Regions from separate parts of the Homo sapiens genome. Here region 1 is linked to region 2. Evidence: chromatin contacts called from ENCODE Hi-C or POLR2A ChIA-PET data. All regions are on one chromosome and are shown on one strand. The core of a region is the stretch at or near the end of the contact, and the rest is flanking DNA. Distances in the headings are between cores, read along the strand shown. Region 1 holds the start of HMSD (histocompatibility minor serpin domain containing). Region 2 holds the start of SERPINB10 (serpin family B member 10).

Region 1 (2,700 bases), core at 43-2,542, 41 kb before region 2:
CCTTCAGGTTGGTTTTTGTAACCACTGTGCCTGTCAACCTAGGTGCCTATAGTCACTATTCCTACACAGCAGTCGTATATGAATCATCACACAGCATTTCTTGTAAACATTATTGAAATTATTTCCTGCCTCCTTTAAACTCATCTTACATTTTTTTTTTTTTTTTTTTTTTTTTTTGAGAGAGAGTCTCGCTTTGTCCCTCAGGCTGGAGTGCAGTGGTGCAATCTTGGCTCACTGCAACCTCTGCCTCCCAGGTTCAAGCGATTCTTCTGCCTCAGCCTCCTGAGTAGCTGGGACTACAGGCCCATGTCACGACACCCGGCTAATTTTTGTATTTTTAGTAGAGACTGGGTTTCACCATATTGGCCAGGCTGGGTCTCGAACTCCTGACCTCGTGATCCGCCCCCCTCAGCCTCCCAAAGTGCTGGGATTACAAGCGTGAGCCACCGCGCCTGGCCCATTTTACTTGTTTTATCTGAATTTACTAAAGGACTCTTTCTTGGCTTTGTTGTAACATGTATTTCAATTAACACATACTGGTTTTTGTTCTTGAGCAAATTCTCACAACTTGTCTACTGGGAATCTCTGTAAATTGGTTACTTTCTTTTTACACTATCCCAACACTTTTGCTTTCTGGCAACAGTATCGTCCTCATTTTGATTTTTTTCCAGTCCAAAAACATACTATCAACGCCTCTCCTGGTTTCTTTTAAAGGAGGAGGAATGTCAAGTACAAATTCTGAATACTGAGAGCATACGAGTTTCGGTACCGACAAATAAATACTGCTGCTGTTGTTTTTCCTGGAGGTCCCAGGCCTCACAGCCCCTTCCAGCGCCCAACATAAACTTCACCAGGGTGGGAGGCCTCATTGTACCTACTTCCAGCTCCTGCAGGATGAGTGGAGCCCAGGCAGGACTTTCACCCCCCAGCTCCGCGCCCATTCGCCCTGGCCTCCCCTCCCCGCGCCTGGACCCATAGGGCACACAGCCAAGTGCAGCCAAGTCCCTGCCCTTAGGGAGCCCCCGCCAGAGACCGAGTAAAGAAGGACAGCCCCAGGGAAAGGTCTGGAGCAACAGGTGCGCTGAGCACTTCACTGGGCTTCCCTTTCGTAGGTTCCCGCCCTTTTCCTGGGCTCAAGAGCAGGTAACGAGAATCCAGCGTGTGGGAACCACTCCCAAAGTCAAACACCTACCCCAGTTCTCCGCGCAGCTGCCCAGGAGCGAAGTGAGACCGGGTCGGAGAGGCGGGAATAGAGATGTCTGAGCGGCGCCGGGTGTTAGTTCCCAGTGAATGGGGAGGCGGGCGGAGTCGGGCCCAGCCAGGCACCACCTAGCGGGCGCCTGGGCAGGAGGGCGGGGCGGGTCCCGCAGGCCGCGGGGATCTCCTGATGTGCAGGAAGTGGCCAATCTCTGTGCAGGAAAAAGCCCCAACTGTCCGGGAGTTTTCAGTCAAGAAGCGATAATGCGCTTTGGCTATTTGGGGTTTTTCGTGGTTCCATACAAATTATAGGGTTTTTTTTTTTTTCTATTTCTGTGAAGAATGACATTGGTATTTTGACAGGGATTGCATTCAATCTGTAAATTGTTTGGGTAGCATTGTACTTTTAACATTAATTATTCCAACCTATGAGCATGAATATGTGTCCATTTTCTGTGTGTGTTCTTCACGTTTTTCTCATCAGTGTTTTATAGTTGTCCTTGTAGAAGTCTTTCACTTTTTTAATTAAATTGATTACTAGGTATTTTATACATCATATTTCTTATAGCTATTGTAAGTGGGATTTCTTTCTTGATTTCTTTTTCAGACTGTTCACTGTAGATGTATAGACATCTTACGGATATTTTATATCCATTTTGTATTCTGCAACTTTACTGATTCATTTATTAGTTCTAGTAGTTTTTGAGGGGAGTCTTTTGGTTTTTCCGATTATAAGATTATACCATTGGTGAGCAAAGCTAATTTTACATCTTTCTTTCCAGTTTGGGTGTCCTTTGTTTCTTTTTCTTGCCTAATTGCCCCGGCCAGGACTTCCAGTCAGATACTGAATAAAGGGGGTGAAACTGGGCATCCTTGTCTTGTTGCAGATCTTATAGGAAAGGTTTTCAATTTTTCCCTGTTCAGTATGATATTAGCAGTGGGTTTTTCATTTTGGTTTTTATTGTTTTGAGGTATATTCCTTCTATACCCAATGTGTTAAGGATTTTTATCATAAAGAGATGTAGGATTTTACTGAATACATTTTCGGCATCTATTGAAATGATCGTGCAGTTTTTGTTGTTGGTTCTTTTAATGCAATGTATCGCATTTATTGATTTGTGTATATTGAATCATACTTGCATACCCGGGTGAATCTCACTTGATCGTGGTGAGTGATCTGTTTAATGTGTTGTTGAATTGGAGTTGCTAGCAATTTTTTGAGGATTTTTTCTGTTTTTTACCTGTTGATATGACGGATTCCTTTGATTTTCAAATGTTGAATTAGTCTTGTACACCTGCAATCAATCTTACTTAGTCACAATGTATAATCCAACTATTTTACACATAGTTTGATTTCATTTGTGAATATGTTGTTCAGGATTTTGCATCTATACTAATGAAAGATATTGGTCTTTAAGTTTCTTTTCTTCTAATGTCTTTGTCTGGTTTTGTTATCAGAGTAATTCCAGCCCTATAGAATGAATTAGAAAGTAGTTCTTCTGC
Region 2 (2,700 bases), core at 151-2,650:
TGAAATTTTACAGGAAATAATTATTCCATACAAATGTTGGACAATTATATTTTCAGAGAAGACTGCAAATGTGTAGGTCAGAAGTCTACCAGGTTATTTTCAAAATTAATTGCTCTTTTGCAGTTTTCAAGAGCTATAAACTGATCATCTATGAGCTTAACCTGTAGACAGGCTCAGAGGAGAAGCCAAAGAGAATTAAGAAAGCAAGAAAAGGATAGTGTCATTCATCAAAATGTCTCATCATAGACATTTCATCATCGCATGCCCCTAGCACATCAGTGTTGGAAAGACCCTTAGAATCTCCCTAACCCAGCTCCCCCATTTTGTCTGCTAAGAAACTGAAGCTGAGAGAGGTTGATTGAGCAAAGGATGCACAGCAGAGTCAAAACTGCAACTGTGTTATCTTGACTGTGAATACAGTTGCTCTTGCCATTGTATCTCATTGTGTTTAAGATTTTAGTGGCTAAAGAGAGAGATTACATGATGGAGAACCATCAGGAGGAGAAAGAAGATCTGGAGAGTGGGGAGGATTCTTGTCCCGTTTTCCATGAGACACTCCCAAGGGCCTCTTGCCTTTCTGATGATACTGATAATATTACCTCCTCATGGAGTTGTGCATATCAGAGAATGACAGCTTCCCCAATCCCCAGCACCTCTCTATTCACCTAAGGCCTTTTTTAGAAACAGGTAATAGTTTGGGGTGGTTTATGAAGAGCACCTAGTATGATGTGGGGGATTAGGAACATTTATTATTCCACAGAAGAGAAGAAAGCTAATGGCCCATGAAATGGTGGCCAGGAGAGGAGAGTGGGGTTTTGGGTTTGTGGGGGTAACAGTTAAAGAGTCAAACCATGAATTCCATATATTAATGAATAGGATCCAAATTCAGGGTGCCAAGCTCACATTTCCTAAAGAGTTGAAGGGTTTTGGCTCAACCGTCCTGAGAGAATATTTTATTTATCTCTGCCTATGTTGACAGATACATAAATGTGACTGGAGGAAACTCCACTGATGATTTCACAATTCCCAGTAAAACAAGGAGCAAATTCCACTCCACAATTCCTAGAAAAACAATTTCTCTAACTTTTTTTGGGAATGAATGTTCTTTCTCCCATATCCCTTTTTCTAGTACAAACTTCAAACCAGCTCAGGTTACTCTCTGACTTATACAGACAAATTCTTAAGGGATTGGGCCTTATCTATTATTTCTGGACTTTTTTGGGGGAAGGGGTCTTCATTATTTGTTACCTAGCTGGGCACTTCAACCAAGAAGAAAAACATAAATAAAATCATTAACCAAAGAAATATTTACAATACCTTGTTTTCTCCCACTGGAGCAGAATTGGCAATTTGCTCCTGTAGTAAGAGATTGTGGCTGAAGAGTTGAGAAACTTTCAACTGAAGAAATTAAAAAAAAAAAAAAAATTTTAGCACCTCCCTGTTCTTAGCTCCACCCTTTGATTCAGTTTCACAAGCATGTATACTCTTTCTTTCAGGCTTATTTTTGTCAGAAGTCTCAATAAAAAGACAGAAAGAGACAGTTAAGGGTTTGCCTGAGTTGTTTAGTTACTCACATTTTCCATCTCTGTACACATGAGAGACCTGGATTCTGACAAATTGTAACTCATCCTTTTTTTGCTTAATCCTTTCTCTAGTCTGCCAACAGAGAATATTTGGCATGGTTTTCCCAGGTAGTATTTTTTTTATAAAACACAAATAGAAAGCTTCAAATTAGTGGAATAATAATGATCAATGAAACTGAAAATATTACTGAATTATTAATTTGTGTTGTGTCTGTTTTGTTTTTTCTAGAAATAGGGTCTCACTCTGTCACCCAGACTGAAGGGCAGTGGTGCAATAATATTTCCCAGCAGCTTCTAGCTCCTGGGCTCAAGTGATCCTCCCACCTCTGGCCTCTCAAAGTGCTGGGATTTCAGGCACAACCCATCATGCCTGGCCTTTATTGTAAGCCTGTTAAAAATGGCTCTCAGATACTATGTGAAAGGCACCCCGGAAGATTTTCTGTTCTCATTTAGAGCATTGGTGTAGAACCCAGAGCATCACTTGAATGACTGGGATGTCTGTTTTCCCCACTAGCAGGGACAAGGGTTTTGGATCAAAATTTTAGACACCATTATTGGGTCGGATGTTAGTTCATCATTTTCTGGTTCTCTTTTATTTTTCCCAAGGAATGCTTTTTCACTCCTTATTTATTACAAAAGAAAAATAACAGGCCATTTGTTTCATTTGCATGTGTATGGAGGAAGGCGGGGAGGGTCATGGGGAGAGGGATTGGAACAGGAAGACATCTCCAGGAGGGATTAAGACAAAGAAGGAGCCTCTCTATTTATAAACTATTTTATATATTTTTCTCACGTAGTTCCTGTTTTTCTCTTCACAGAGGCATACTTATTTTCTGGCAAGATGGCTCAGACTTTAATATTTGAATGTTGATATGGAACCCAGAGCAAAGTGGTACTCTGGATTTCACTAGGGAATGAGATGTGTGCTAGAAAGTTCCATGATGCCTGCCCAACTTTGCACTGAGCAGATATGATTATCCAAGGATGCCTCCAGGACTGCTATTAGAAAAAGCATCATATGGAGCCTCCAGATAGAAGGACTGCTCGCCTTGACTGACAGCAGTCCACCACAGTGACTTGGGCTGCAACACCACCCAGCATGAAAACTTGCTTGTGT

What was found. Hi-C counts contacts between places; a loop is a spot of excess contacts on that map. ChIA-PET counts read pairs that join two places held with the same protein, here RNA polymerase II (POLR2A). Pooled maps may share reads with other maps.
Region 1: a loop to region 2 is called in a map with no recorded cell type, with 4 times the contacts of the local background. The contact joins the promoter of HMSD here to the promoter of SERPINB10 in region 2. A Hi-C loop is called at or near these places in 11 of 168 maps with a recorded cell type or tissue (A673, CD14-positive monocyte, Caco-2 and 5 more), 37 of 37 single-sample maps with no recorded cell type and 15 of 50 pooled maps. POLR2A ChIA-PET finds 5 or more read pairs at or near these places in 4 of 52 experiments (GM12878, IMR-90, MCF 10A and 1 more).

The regions. Positions count from the first base shown.
Region 1 is chr18:63,947,893-63,950,592 of GRCh38, reverse strand. It overlaps HMSD (histocompatibility minor serpin domain containing), which reads right to left and starts at 1,292. Exons shown (of 4, transcript NM_001123366.2): 1 at 1,193-1,292. RefSeq lists a silencer at 1,225-1,454.
Region 2 is chr18:63,906,658-63,909,357 of GRCh38, reverse strand. It overlaps SERPINB10 (serpin family B member 10), which reads right to left and starts at 1,400. Exons shown (of 8, transcript NM_005024.3): 1 at 1,318-1,400.